Linked DNA regions of Homo sapiens: region 1 is linked to region 2. Evidence: read pairs that join two places in POLR2A ChIA-PET (ENCODE). Cell type or tissue: OCI-LY7. All regions are shown on one strand. Links, peaks and the distances in the headings refer to the core of each region. The heading gives the core; the rest is flanking DNA. Region 1 overlaps AP1G1 (adaptor related protein complex 1 subunit gamma 1). Region 2 overlaps IST1 (IST1 factor associated with ESCRT-III).

The links. Peaks named below come from ENCODE experiments on the same cell type or tissue, not always from the same donor. Only the 100,000 strongest peaks of a DNase experiment are listed, where the experiment ranks them.
Region 1: POLR2A ChIA-PET joins it to region 2 with 19 read pairs; 27 of 35 experiments call an interaction of 5 or more read pairs at or near these places.

What each region holds. Positions count from the first base shown.
Region 1 is chr16:71,790,944-71,802,703 of GRCh38, reverse strand. All of the region lies in intron 1 of AP1G1 (adaptor related protein complex 1 subunit gamma 1), which reads left to right. Among named protein-coding and RNA genes, the nearest start is that of AP1G1, 12 kb to the left of the region's middle. In OCI-LY7, for the core only: no CTCF peak of the experiment used is centred there; no DNase peak of the experiment used is centred there.
Region 2 is chr16:71,898,995-71,901,494 of GRCh38, reverse strand. All of the region lies in intron 1 of IST1 (IST1 factor associated with ESCRT-III), which reads right to left. Among named protein-coding and RNA genes, the nearest start is that of IST1, 4.7 kb to the right of the region's middle. In OCI-LY7, for the core only: no CTCF peak of the experiment used is centred there; a DNase peak (open chromatin) is centred at 964.

The sequences.
Region 1 (11,760 bases), core at 6,447-8,946, 110 kb after region 2:
GGCTGGAGTGCAGTGGTGCGATCTCGGCTCACCTCAACCTCCGCCTCCTGGGTTCAAGCGATTCTTCTGCCTCAGCCTCCCAAGTAGCTAGAATTACAGGCGCCCGCCACCATGCCCAGTTAATTTTTGTACTTTTAGTAGAGATGGGGTTTCACCATGTTGGACAGGCTGGTCTTGACCTCCTGACCTCAGGTGATCCACCCACCTCGGCCTCCCAAAGTGCCGGGATTACAGGCATGAGCTACCGCGCCTGGCCCAAAATTTTTTAAAGTAGCTGGGTTGTGGTGTCTTTGCCAGTAGCCTTAGCTGCCTGGGAGCCTGAGGCAGGAAGATCACTTGAACCCAGGAGTTCAAGGCTGCAGTGAGCTAAGACTGTGCCACTGCACTCCAGCCTGGGTGACAGAGATAGACTGTCTCAAAAAAAAGAGGTAAGTAAAAAACGCTTCTTTTGCTTCCTTTTAAGACTGAACACTTTTTCAGTTGTTTAGTTTTGAGGTTTAGTTAAATAGGTTCACTAACTTGAGCTGTAAAAACACTAATGGAACTCCTTTTACTTTGAGTTGTACAACTGTATAATCATTTATATAAGTTAGCTCTTTCAACCAAATACACATTGAGTATCTCTTATCTGAAATGCTTGAGACCAGAAATGTTTCATATTTTGGATTTTTTCAGATTTTGGAATATTTGCGTTACACCACTTGTACATCCCTAATCCTAAAATCCAAAATCTGAAACACTTGCAGAGCATTTTTTTCTTTTCTTTTTTTTTTTTTTTTTTGGTTACGGAGTCTCGCCCTGTCGCCCAGGCTGGAGTGCAGTGGCGCAATCTCGGCTCACTGCAAGCTCCGCCTCCCGGGTTCATGCCATTCTCCTGCCTCAGTCTCCAGAGTAGCTGGGACTGCAGGCGCCCGCCACCACGCCTGGCTAATTTTTTGTATTTTCAGTAGAGACGGGCTTTCACCATGTTAGCCAGGATGGTCGTGATCTCCTGACCTTGTGATCTGCCCGCCTCAGCCTCCCCTGCTGGGATAACAGGCGTGACCCACCGCGCCCGGCCTTGAAGAGCATTTCTTCAAGCATCATGTCAACAATCAAAAAATGTCAGGTTTTGGAGAATTTCAGATTTTGGATTAGGGATGTTTACCCTATAGTGTTTACCCTGTAGTGTTACATCATCTGTTCTATGACAGTCTTAATTTTAACCCCAAATTTTAACAGATTATGAATGAATTTACGCTTCAATATTTCTCTCAATGCTTAGTTAAGTACTGTACATACTCACGTAAGTGTACATAGGAATTTTTTGTTTTTACTAAAGAGAGATCATATTATTTATATTACTCTATGACACGCTTTTTTTTTTTTTTAACATGTCATGGTCAGTAAATATAATTCTTTTTTTTTGTTTGTTTGTTTTTTTTGAGATGGAGTCTTACCCTGTCACCCAGGTGGTGGGAATCTCCGCCTCCTGGGTTCAGTGATTCTCCTGCCTCAGACTTCAGAGTAGCTGGGATTATAGGCACCTGCCACCACACCCAGATAATTTTTGTATTTTTAGTAGAGATGAGGTTTCGCCATGTTGGCCTGGCTGGTATCAAACTCCTGACCTTAAGTGATCTGCCTGCCTTGGCCTCCCAAAGTGCTGGGATTACAGGCATGAGCCACCGCGCCCAGCCAATATAATTCATTTTTGTTTTGTTTTTTTGAGACGGAGTTTTGCTTTTGCTGCCCAGGCTGGAGTGCAATGGCGTGATCTCAGCTCACCGCAACCTCCGCCTCCCAGGTTCAAGTGATTCTCCTGCCTCAGCCTCCCGAGTAGTTGGGATTACAGACATGTGCCACCATGCCCCGCTAAGTTTGTATTTTTAGTAGAGATGGGGTTTCTTTCTTTTTTTTTTTTGAGACGGAGTCTCGCTGTGTTGCCCAGGCTGGAGTGCAGTGGCGCGATCCCAGCTCACTGCAAGTTCTGCCTCCCAGGTTCACGCCATTCTCCTGCGTCAGCCTCCCGAGTAGCTGGGACTACAGGCACCCACCACCACGCCTGGCTAATGTTCTGTATTTTTAGTAGAGATGGGGTTTCACCATGTTAGCCAGGATGGTCTCCATCTCCTGACCTCGTGATCTGCCCACCTTGGCCTCCCAAAGTGCTAGGATTAAAGGCGTGAGCCCCCGCACCCGACCCGAGACGGGGGGGTTTCTCCATGTTGGTCAGGCTGGTTTTGAACTCCCGACCTCACATGATCCTCCCACCTTGGCCTCCCAAAGTGCTAGGATTACAGGTGTGAGCCACCGTGCCTGGCCAATATAATTCTTTTTTTTTTTTTTTTTGAGATGGGGAGTCTTGCTCTATCACCCAGGCTAGAGTGCAGTGGTGCGATCTCGGCTCACTGCAAGCTCCACCTCCTGGGTTCACGCCATTCTCCTGCCTCAGCCTCCCGAGTAGCTGGGACTACAGGCGCCCACCACCACACCCGGCTAATTTTTTTGTATTTTTTTTTTTAGTAGAGACAGAGTTTCACCATGTTAACCAGGATGGTCTTGATCTCCTGACCTCGTGATCCACCTGCCTCGGCCTCCCAAAGTGCTGGGATTACAGGCGTGAGCCACCGTGCCCGGCAATATAATTCTTTATTATTATTTTTTTAAAAGATGACATTTTGCTATGTTGCTCAGGCTGATCTCGAACTCCTGGGCTTGAGCAATCTGCCTGCATCGGCCTCCCAAAGTGCTGGGGTTACAGGCGTGAGCCACCGCACCCAGCCAATATAATTTTTTATTATTATTATTATTATTATTATTTTTAAGATGGAACCTCGCTCTGTCACGAAGGCTGGAGTGCAGTGGCGCAGTCTCGGCTCACTGCATGCTCTGCTTCCTGGGTTCACGCCATTCTCCTGCATCAGCCTCCCGAGTAGCTGGGACTGCAGGCACCTGTCACCACACCCCGCTAATTTTCTGTATTTTTAGTAGAATTGGGTTTCACCATGTTAGCCAGGATGGTCTTGATCTCCTGACTTCATGATCCGCCTACCTTGGCCTCCCAAAGTGCTGGGATTACAGGTGTGAGCCACCGCTCCCAGCCTATTAGTTTTTTAATAAGAGATGAGATATAGCTGTATTGCTCAGGCTGGTCTCAAACTCCTGGACTTGAGCAGTCTGCCTCCTGTGGCCTCCCAAAGTGCTGAGATTACAGGTGTGAGCCACTGCACTCAGCCCACAGTAAATATAATTCTATCTTGTTCCTTTAAACAGTCCTATTGTGTCTTATAGCGTGGATGTACCATAATTTATTATTTTCCTGTGGACATTTAGATCATTTCTAGATTTTTGCCACTTAACAAAGTGCTACAATAAATATCCTTGTACATGCCGCCTTATATGCTGATGCTTTTATTTCTGTAGTCTCCAAAGGGGGAATTCTGGGTTAACAGAGAAATATATTTTAAATATTATTATTGCTAGATTACTCTCTAAATAGGTTATCATAATTTTCATCCCAAATAGCAGTAACTTCTCCATATCATGAAACCACTGGGTATAAATACATAGTTTAATTTTTACTAGTCTGCTAGATGATAAATGGGTCATGCAGTTTGTCTTAATTTTAACTTCCCTGTTACTGGGGCTAGCCTTATTTGATACGTATAATAGCCATTGGATTTCCTTTACCGAGAATTGTCTGCTCATGTCCTTGCTTCATTTTTCTTTCTCTTTTTTTTTCCTCCTGTAGGAGCGCTTATGGAATGTTAATTCTTTGTTATATGGCACGTGTATTTTTCTTGTCTTTCATTTATCCTTTTTTTTTTTCCTGGGAGACAGAGTCTCACCCTTGTCGCCCAGGCTAGAGTGCAGTGGTGTGATCTCGGCTCACTGCAGCCTCTGCCTCCTGGGTTCAAGCAATTCTCCTGCCTCAGCTTCCTGGGTAGCTGGGATTACAGGTGCCCGCCACCATGCCCGGCTAATTTTTGTACTTTTAGTAGAGACAGAGATTCGCCATGTTGGCCAGGCTGGTCTCAAACTCCTGACCTCAGGTGATCTGCCTGCCTCTGCCTTCCAAAGTGCTGGGATTACAGGCGTGAGCCACCGCACCACGCCCGGCCTCATTTATCTTTTAATCTTATTTATGTCACAGACATTTTCAGGTAATTATATATATCCCTCTTTTCCTCTTTGGTTTCTGAAACTGTCTTAGAATCCATTCCAGCTGGGTGCAGTGGCTCATGCCTGTAATCCCAGCACTTTGGGAGGCCGAGGCTGGCGGATCACGAGGTCAGGAGACTGAGATCATCCTAGCTAACAAGGTGAAACCTTGTCTCTACTAAAAATACAAAAAAATTAGCTGAGCGTGGTGGCACGCGCCTATAGTCCTGGCTACTCGGTAGGGTAAGGCAGGAGAATTGCTTGAATCTGGGAGGCAGTGTAGAGACACAGTCTCACTGTATTGCCCAGGCTGGTTTCTAACTCATGGCCTCAAGTGATCCTCCCACCTTGGCCTCTAAAGTGTTGGGATTACTGGCGTGAGCCACCGCACCCAGCCTTAACAGTTTTTGATGATAATTTTTCCTTGCTGTAGTGTGTGTCTGTTTGTTCAAGTTTATTTTAGGTCTTTCAACAAATATTTTATAGATTTCGTAGTTTTTTTCGTATAGTTCCTATACCTTTCTTACTAAATTTATTCCTACGTATTTTATTTTGACACTATTGTCAATGGGACTGTTTACCCTCCATTTCTAACTAGTTAATATCAGATACATTAATTAAAAGTAAATATTATACCATCTTTAATTTTCTTTGGACAACTCCCCCACTCTCCTTGTATATCCAGAATTAATAGAACTTGGATTCATGAAGAATATGCTAGGGAAAATTTGTCATCTTAGTATTAAGTAACTTTTTTTTTTTGAGACTGCGTCTTGCTCTGTCGCCCAGGCTGGAGTGCAGTGGCACGATCTCAGGTCACTGCAATCCCCGCCTCCTGGGTTCAAGCGATTCTCCTGCCTCAGCCTCCTGAGTAGCTGGGGTCACAGGCGTGCACCACTGCGCCCGGCTAATTTTTGTATTTTTAGTAGAGATGGGGTTTCACTATGTTGGTCAGGCTGGTCTTGAACTCCTGACCTCATGATCTGCCTACCTCAGCCTCCCAAAGTGCTGGGATTACAGGGGTGAGCCACCGTCTCCGGCTATATTAAGTAACTTTCTAATGTTTCTGCTTGTCATCCTAGGGAAGAGTACACTTAGATAAGTTTTTCTGGAATGAATGACACCTTACTAGGTTTGAAAGTTTACAGTTGCTTTATTTATACGTTTTTGTTAATTTGTTTGCTTTTTTTCAAAGCAAGTTTTATTCCAAGTTTTACATGCTCATTACTTGAAAGATAGCAGACTATATATAGAAGTTAAAAAGGCATCCATATTTACATCAGATAACCTCCTTCAACATTAATTATACCCTTTGGGTCATGTCTTTAAGCCAAATTTTCGTTTTGAGAATTTGATGATACTTCTTGAATTGAGAGTACTTTAGTATGGTTTTGCTAATAAGATTATGGTTGGGAGAATGAAATTTTTTTTTATTTCATTAGTGTCAGATTAGATGTTTGTCTTGTTTAGCGATCATTGTTTACTTGGCCTTTATTGCTTTTCATGCTTATATACATATACATACATATATATATATATATATAATTTTTTTTTTAAGAGTCAGGGTCTTGCTGTGTTGCCTAGGCTGGTCTTGAACTCCTGGAATCAAGCATTCTGCCCTCCTCGGCCTCCCAGAGTGCTGGGATTACAGGCCTGAGCCACTGTGCCCAGTCTGCTTTTTATGCATCTCAGTGCTGTTGAATTGTTCAGTAGGCATGTTTGCATTTATAGACATCTGCTTTTTAGATCTCAGTTCTGGTGAATTTTGGTTATGGATAATTAAGCATAAAATAAGATTCCTGTAATTACTGTGACAATTTAGGGAGAATTGAACTTAAGTCCTCTTAGAGGGATGCCAGCTGGCTGCCTAGACAGGGTGGGGTGGTATCTCAATGTGATCCTACATTCCACAGCCTATTCTTTAGCCTTGAAGATCCAGAAATTCCATTTTAGTAGTTCATCTCCTAGGGGTGATTGAGACCAATCAAACACACTGATTTGTAAGTTATAATAATACTGTAGTATTGTAATTCACAAGGGGGGGATATGCTTTTCTCCTGAATTACTTGTGTCTGCATTCCACAGGACACTATTCCTTGTATGGAGGTACTTGGGAGTTGAGGCGCTTAAGGAAGTATTTAATAATCAGAAAGTTGCACTGTGAGCCTGAAACAGACCATATAAAGTTGGTCTTGAGTGTTTTGTCATTTTAAGCCATGGTGAAACCTGATCAAAGAATTATGCTTGTCTTACAATGCTGTTTGCCTCTCTAAAGACCAGAATACTTATCCCCAGATTTATTTCATTGTATTATTATTATTTTTGAGACGGTCTTACTTCACAACCCAGGCTGGAGTGCAGTGATTCGATCTCAGCTCACTGCAACCCAAGTCCCCTTGGCTCAAGTGATCCTCCCACATCAGCCTCCCGAATAGCTAGGACTACAGACGCATGCGCCACCACTCCCAACTAATTTTTGTATTTTTAGTAGAGACTGGGTGTCGCCATGTTGCTCAGGCTGGTCTTGAACTCCTGGACTTGAGCAGTCTACCTGCCTCGGCCTCCCAAAGTGCTGGGATTACAGGCGTGAGCCACCACGCCTGGCCTATCCCCAGATTTAATCTCTCCTATTCAAACAGTGAAGTTCTAACTCTGGTCTTTTCCGTTTATTCACTGTAGACCATTTCCCTTCTGTGAACACATTTCTTCATATAGGGGAAATAGGTATGCACCCCTCTACTCCCCTCAAAAGAAAGAAAACCACAAAAACACAGGCAGTGAGAAAACCAGCTAGGCTAGATCAGTGTAATGATAGCCAGAATAAGATGTATTGTAAAGTAAAAGTCTGATTGAAGCATAATACAATCAGTTGATTTGATTTAAGCTTTTCTAGTGTCACATTCTAGTCATAGTATTTTGCAGGTTGTAAATGGCGTTAAAGCAACTCAGATATACATATGAAATAAAAATCTGAAATAGGGGTTCTGTATGGCCCATAATATAAAAATATAGGCCATCTGGAGAATGCAAGAGGGAAAGCATGGTAACTTCTTTGGAGGGTTTTGCCTGATGTTAACTTACATCCCTTGAACATTCTCAGCTAGACTGACATTCTGTGACTGACACAGTAGTCAATGGTGAAGTTAATTGAAGTCTTGCTTATTTGCTTGGGTCTTTTCTCATTGTTTAGCCAGAAAGACTTCTTCAAGTACAATCTTTGTTGGATAGAAAAATAGGTGATTTTAATGTTGAAAAGTTAAGTTTTAGAATTTTGTTTTTAGATTTAGAGCTCAAATAACTTGAGGTCTGTTAGGGGAAGACTGACCACATAGTTGCAGAAGCTCCAGCTTTTTGGTTGTGTCCTTGATAGTTGGCTGTCAGTAGCTGAAAGTGCACAGTGGGCAGTGTGAGTTCTAAAGCAGGGAGAACGTTATCTGGGCAGGGTAGAAGAGAGAACTGGGTTGAGTTCTGACACCCTTTTTCCATAGCTGTTGGTGAGCAGCTGGTACACCTTTATTTTGTGTGCTTTGGAAAGGACAATTCAATTTTTTTAAAGATATTTTAGCATTTAGGATTTAATAAATATAGTATTTATCAAGTTTGTATTCTTATAGGAGGATACAAGAGTGAACAAGGCAAATGAAGATCTAGCCTTAGGGAGCTTGTATTTAGTGGGAAAAATAGGCATTTCAAAGTAAAAAAAAAAAAAAAAAAAAAAAAAAAAAGCACTTCTCATGGCCTGAGAATGGTATTGCTGTATGAGAAAAATCTTTATCCTTAAAGGGATTTGTGGAGATGTTGGAAAATAGCCATCTTCACCATTTTGGCCATAAATTTTAGGAGAATTGAAACATGCACACATTATTTTTTTCTTCTATTTACATTTTTTTCCTTTAGTTTGTTTATAATTTTGATTCTTTGGGCATATAAAGTAATCTTATTTAGTTTAAGCTCCAAAACCCAATTTTGCTTAACCATTTTGGATAGAAATTTTTCTAAAATGAATTTTATGTTTCCTTTTTTCCTCTGTTTTTATCATTATTTATCATATAACTGTTAATAAAAACTGAAACACATTAATCTATAATCCGTGTCCCTTAAGTCAGACTTTTAATATTTTTGTGTTCGCTTTCCATCCTTGTTTTAAGAGATGTTTTTATTATTTGCTTTAAAAAAACAGGACAAAGAGGGACATTTTATTTTGTTATAGTGTACAAGCCATAATGAATATAAAATATGGAACACTTAAGCATAGAGTGAAACCATCGAAATACTAAATGTAAGTGGTTATATGTAAATGGAGAAATTGACAGAAGCACAATCATAGTGGTAGACTTTAACATACCTTTCTCAGTCTTTGATGGGTCAGGTAGTTAAATTAGTAAGGGCAGATGGTATCTGAACTGTAAGATTTTTAGAAGTTGGTTATAATACAGATATAATTTTGTATTCATGTTTTTTCCCTGTGCATTGAATGTTAAATGTTAATCTTATTTTAACCACTTCTTGGAGAATCAAGGTCTTTTTATAAAACCACATTATGGTCCAGGTGCGGTTGCTCATGCCTGTAATCCCAGGGCTTTGGGAGGCCAAGGTGGGTGGATCACTTGAGCTCAGGAGTTTGAGACCAGCCTGGGCAACATGATGAAACCTCATCTCTAAAAAAAATACAAAAATCAGCCAGTCAGCCTGGTGTGGTGGCTTGCGCCTGTAGTCCCAGCTACTTGGGGAGCTGAGGTGGGAGGATCGCTTGAGCCAAGGAGGCAGAGATTGCAGTGAGCCAAGGAGGCAGAGATTGCAGTGAGCCGAGATCGCACCACTGCACTCCAGCCTGGGTGGCAGAGTGAGACCCTGTCTCAAAAAGAAAGCAAAAAACAACAACAAAAACTATATTGTGGTACTGTTTATAATTTATTGGTGCTCTTAGGACCTTAGTGGGAGTTGGCTACTTTTTGGTTACACACTAAGTAGCTCCAGACTGTTTTAAAAATGCTTGTTTCTGCTGTATATAGGTTTTTATTTATTTGTTTGTTTTTGTTGCTGCTTTTGTTTCTTCCCTTGGTGTTGGGTGACATTTTTAACTATCATAGATACCCTTTTCTAAAGCAGTTTCTATCTCCTGGGTCCACCCTCCTCCCCTCTTTCCCTTACAGTTTTCTGATTTGTAGCTTCTATTCCAGAACGGGCTGAATGAGGACTTCTATCTGGAGTAAAGTAGATGTTATAGTGTGTTGATGTGTCACTCTCTATATTGGCTGCTTGAGATAATAAAAATGTGTTTTTGGATTCTCAGCTATGTTCTGTATAGTTTCATTACTGTGTTCCGGACTTTTTAAAAAAAGGTTGGAGTTTATTATTGTTATTTGTTTTGTTTGTTTGCTTTTTCTGTTTTTTGAGACAGGATCTTGTGCCATCGCCCAGGCTGGAGTGCAGTGGCCTGATCTCAGCTCACTGCAGCCTCACTCCTAGGCTCAGGTCATCCTCCCACCTCAGCCTCCCAAGTAGCTGGGACCACAGGTGCATGCCACCATGCCTGGCTCATTTTGTTTATGTTCTGTAGAGACAGGGTTTCAGCATGTCGCCCAGGCTATTCTTGAACTCTTGGGCTCAAGCGATCTGCTCGGGTCTGTGTCCCAAAGTGCTGTGATTGCAGGTGTGAGCCACCGTGCCCAGCCTCACTTGTAATTCCTTTTTTTTTTCTTTCTTTTTGACAGAGTCTCGCTCCGTCACCCTGGCTGGAGTGCAGTGGTGCGATCTTGACTCACTGCAATCTCCACTTCCCGGGTTAAAGCGATTCTCCTGCCTCAGCCTCTGTAGGAGCTGGGATCACAGGTGTGCGCCACCACGCCTGGCTATTTTTTGTATCTTTAGTAGAGACGGGGTTTTGCCATGTTGGCCAGGCTGGTCTCGAACTCCTGACCTCAGGTGATCCACCCATCTCAATGCTCCCAAAGTGCTAGGATTACAGGTGTGAGCCACTGCACCCGGCCTCCTCACTTGTAATTCTTTAACTTCCTGTTACTTCCAATGCTTGGTTCCTGTGGTGTGCCTCCTTCCTTTCAGTGCTTTGGCCAAAATACGGACTCACATTTCTTTGTTTTTCAGGGTTGGAAAGGGCTGGGATTTTCAGAATAGACTTTCTTATATATCTAGGGTAGAAATAAGTAAAAATTCCTGAAGATTTGTCATTGCCCTTCTCCACATATGTTAAGCATTATCTTCTCTTTCAGTCTGATTTTACCAGTTTAGAATGCCAAAAGGGACATAGCTTAACTGGTGGCTTTTTTGACCTGCCTGTGTTTGGAGGGCACGGTCTTTCAACCTGCCATACTGAAACTCCTGTGTAGACATCTTGACACCTTTATGGTTCAGATTAATAGAACCTTATTTTAGCCTTCCATCCCCCATAGTTCACGTCTCTAGTTTATTGACTCCGAAAATGACTTCATTTTTGAGGTGAGACTACCTTCAGCCATCCCTTGTATAAGAGTTTAGTGTTGGCCTGGCGTGGTGGCTCACACCTGTAATCCCAGCACTTTGGGAGGCCAAGGCGGGTGGATCACCTGAGGTCAGGAGTTCGAGACCAACCTGACCAACATGGTGAAACCCTGTCTCTACTAAAAATACAAAAATTAGCCAAGCATGGTGGTGCATGCCTGTAATACCACCTACTTGGGAGGCTGAGGCAGGAGAAGTGCTTGAACCCAGGAGGTGGAGGTTGCAGTGAGCCGAGATTGCGCCATTGCACTCCAGCCTGGGCAACGAGCGAAACTCCACCAAAAAAAAAAAAAAAAAAAGTCAGAGTTTAGTGTTAGCTTTTATAGGCCCAGCCGTGTGACCATATCTTAATATACCCATTACACACAACTTTTTTTTTTTTTTTTTTTGAGACAGGGTCTCACTCTGTCACCCAGGATACAGTGTCACAGCTTACTGCAGCCTCAGCCTCTAGGGCTCAGGCTATCCTCCTGCCTCAATCTCCTGAGTAGCTGGGACAGTAGTCGTGTGCCACTATGTTTGGCTAACTTTTTTTTATTATTTGTAGAGACAGCGTTTCCCTATCTACATACAACATTCTTCACAAGATTTTACAGTAATGTTTTGTTACTTGAGTGGTTAAATATGCCTTTAAGCAGGTTAGAATAACTAGTAATTTTCTCAGGTATATATTCTATAACTGATCAAATAGGTCTCAATTGTTTAGTTCAAGGGCTTTTTTGTTTACTTTAAAATAAACTCTTTAAAGTTAACATATGGTAAAATTGACTCTTCTGGTTTATTGTTTTACAGTTCTGTGAGGATTTTTTGTTTTTGTTTTTTTTGTTTTTTTTTTTTGTTTTTTTGAGACAGTCTTGCTCTGTTGCCCAGGCTGGATTGCAGTGGTGTGATCTTGGCTCACTGCAGTCTTGCCTCCCAGGCTCAAGCAATCCTCCTCCCTCAGTATCCCAAGTAGCTGAGCCTACAGGTGTGTGCCACCATGCCCAGCTAATTTTTGTATTTTTTGTAGAGACAGGGTTTTGCAATGTTGGCCAGGCTGGTTTCGAACTTCTGACCTCAGGTGATCTGCCTGCCTTGGCCTCCCAAAGTGCTGGCATTAAAGGCGTGAGCCACTGTGCC
Region 2 (2,500 bases), core at 1-2,500:
ACACCTGTAATCCCAGCACTTTGGGAGGCCGAGGTGGGTGGATCACGAGGTCAGGAGATCGAGACCATTCTGGCTAACGCAGTGAAACCCCATCTCTACTAAAAACACAAAAAATTAGCTGGGTGTGGTGATGGGTGCCTGTAGTCCCAGCTATTTGGGAGGGTGAGGCAGGAGAATGGCGTGAACCCGGGAGGTGGAGCTTGCAGTGAGCCGAGATCGTGCTACTGCACTCCAGCCTGGGCGACAGAGCAAGATTCCGTCTCAAAAAAAAAGAAAAAAAACCAAAAGACTGACTTAATTACTATCTCAGAATTTGAACCTGTTTCCAAAGCTAAACATAACATAAACTTTGTTATCCTGTATGATTAGGAACATTAATTTTGGAAATAATAACCTAAAAGTTAATAAAATATTCTAGTCAACATTTACTATTCATATATACATTAACAAACATAAACAAATTTTTATACATATGTGATTATATACACATCACATACTAACATTGTCCAGTAAGTAATCTAAAATTCTTTTTGTGATTCAGACGTTACTCTAAAATCACTGTGCTTCAACATCTTTACTGTCATTCACTCACTCACCAAATATTTATTGAGTGCTATTCTATTAAGCACTGTGCTAAGCCACTGTCTACAACAGACATTCAAATGAGAGCTTCCCTAGCCTTCAAGGGGCTCACAATCAAATGGGTATAGCTGACATAAAAACAACTATAAGACAAGTAAGCAATTATAACATAAACTCTAAAAAATGGTTATGAACTAGTGACCACAATCCTAGTTCTCGGTATTCTGTTTATATACATATATACTTATCTTTATTAGTGTAACACCATTATTTTTATTAGTGTCACACATGGATCAGCAGCCCAATCCTTCACTTTACTCCAATTCTTAACACTGGCATAGCAAACCCATCTAGTTCCTCTTTTATCACTCAGCTCGCTGAGACTTCGCGAGCTAGTTAGCCTCCCCATCCTGAATAAGCAAAGTAAAACCATGGACTGAGTCCTTCCTCTTAGGATATCTGGAGGAGGAAAAGAATCAGAACTGCTGCCCAAAATAGTGAAGCTGCCCAGAAGTAGTGATCCTGAAAGCTCTATTCAAAGTAGTAGCAGCTAAAAGTAGCCAAAAAAAAAAAAAAAAAAAAAAAGACTTCCTAAGGGAGTAAACTCAGTGTTTGTAGCTCTAAAAGTACGAAGTGAGGAGGGGAGAGAGCAAGGTCAAGACTGGCTACAGACACTCCAATACGTACAAAAGCTTTTGGTTTTGACGTGTGTTATTTTATTTATTCTGATCTTTTTTTTTTTTTTTGAGACCGAGTTTCACTCTTGTTGCCCAGGCTGGAATGCAATGGTGCGATTTCAGCCTACTGCAACCTCCACCTCCCAGGTCCAAGCGATTCTCCTGCCTCAACCTCCCAGGTAGCTAGGATTACAGGTGTCTGCCATCACGCCCAGCTAATTTTTTTTTTTTTTTTTTTTGAGACAGAGTCTTGTTCTGTCGCCGAGGCTAGAGTGCAGTGGCGCAATCTTGGCTCACTACTACCTCTGCCTCAGCCTCCCGAGTAGCTGGGACTACAGGCACCCACCACCATACCCAGCTAATTTTTTATATTTTTAGTAGAGACAGGGTTTCACCGTGTTAGCCAGGATGGTCTCGATCTCCTGACCTTGTGATCCACCCGCCTCGGCCTCCCGAAGTGCTGGGATTACAGGCGTTAGCCACCATGCCCGGCTGTTCGCCCAGCTAATTTTTTCTATTTTTAGTAGAGACAGGGTTTCACCATGTTGGCTAGGCTGGTCTCAAACTCCTGACCTCAGGTGATCCACCCGCCTCGGCCTCCCAGAGTGCTGGGATTACAGGTATGAGCCACCACTCCCAGCCTGAGGTTTCTTTTGTTGTTGTTCTTATAAAAGAAGTAATTTGAACAAATTTTGGTATGACCACTGTATCGCAGTTATGAAGATGTGATGTTAGAGTAGAAACAGACACAATGAGGTGCTAGGACACATTTCCAAGATAATACAGCCCAATTCCTTTATCTTTTTAAAAATTTTTATTAGCAGAGATGGGGCCTTGCTATGTTGCCCAGGCTGGTCTCCCAACTCTTGGGCTCAGCAATCCTCCCGCCTCAACCTCCCGAAGTGCTGGGATTACAGGCATGAGCCGCCACACCTGGTGGTCCAATTCCTTTAGAAGCATTACATGTACAAGTGGCACAAAGTTCACTGTGTATTTTCACACTATAATAAAATCTTCACTGGTCAAACTAAGACTGAAAATTAATTTAAAAAAAAAACTGTAAGATCAACAGCATCATGTGTTATTCACAAGAAAATAAGGCTTCAGAATTCAGAGACCATCAAAATTTTCTTGAAGGAGCTATAAATACTGAAATGCACAGGCATAAAGAAAGTATCTTCATCTTGTTCTCAATAAAATTGAGATAAAAACATTATGGGAAATTCATTGGGTCTTTTACC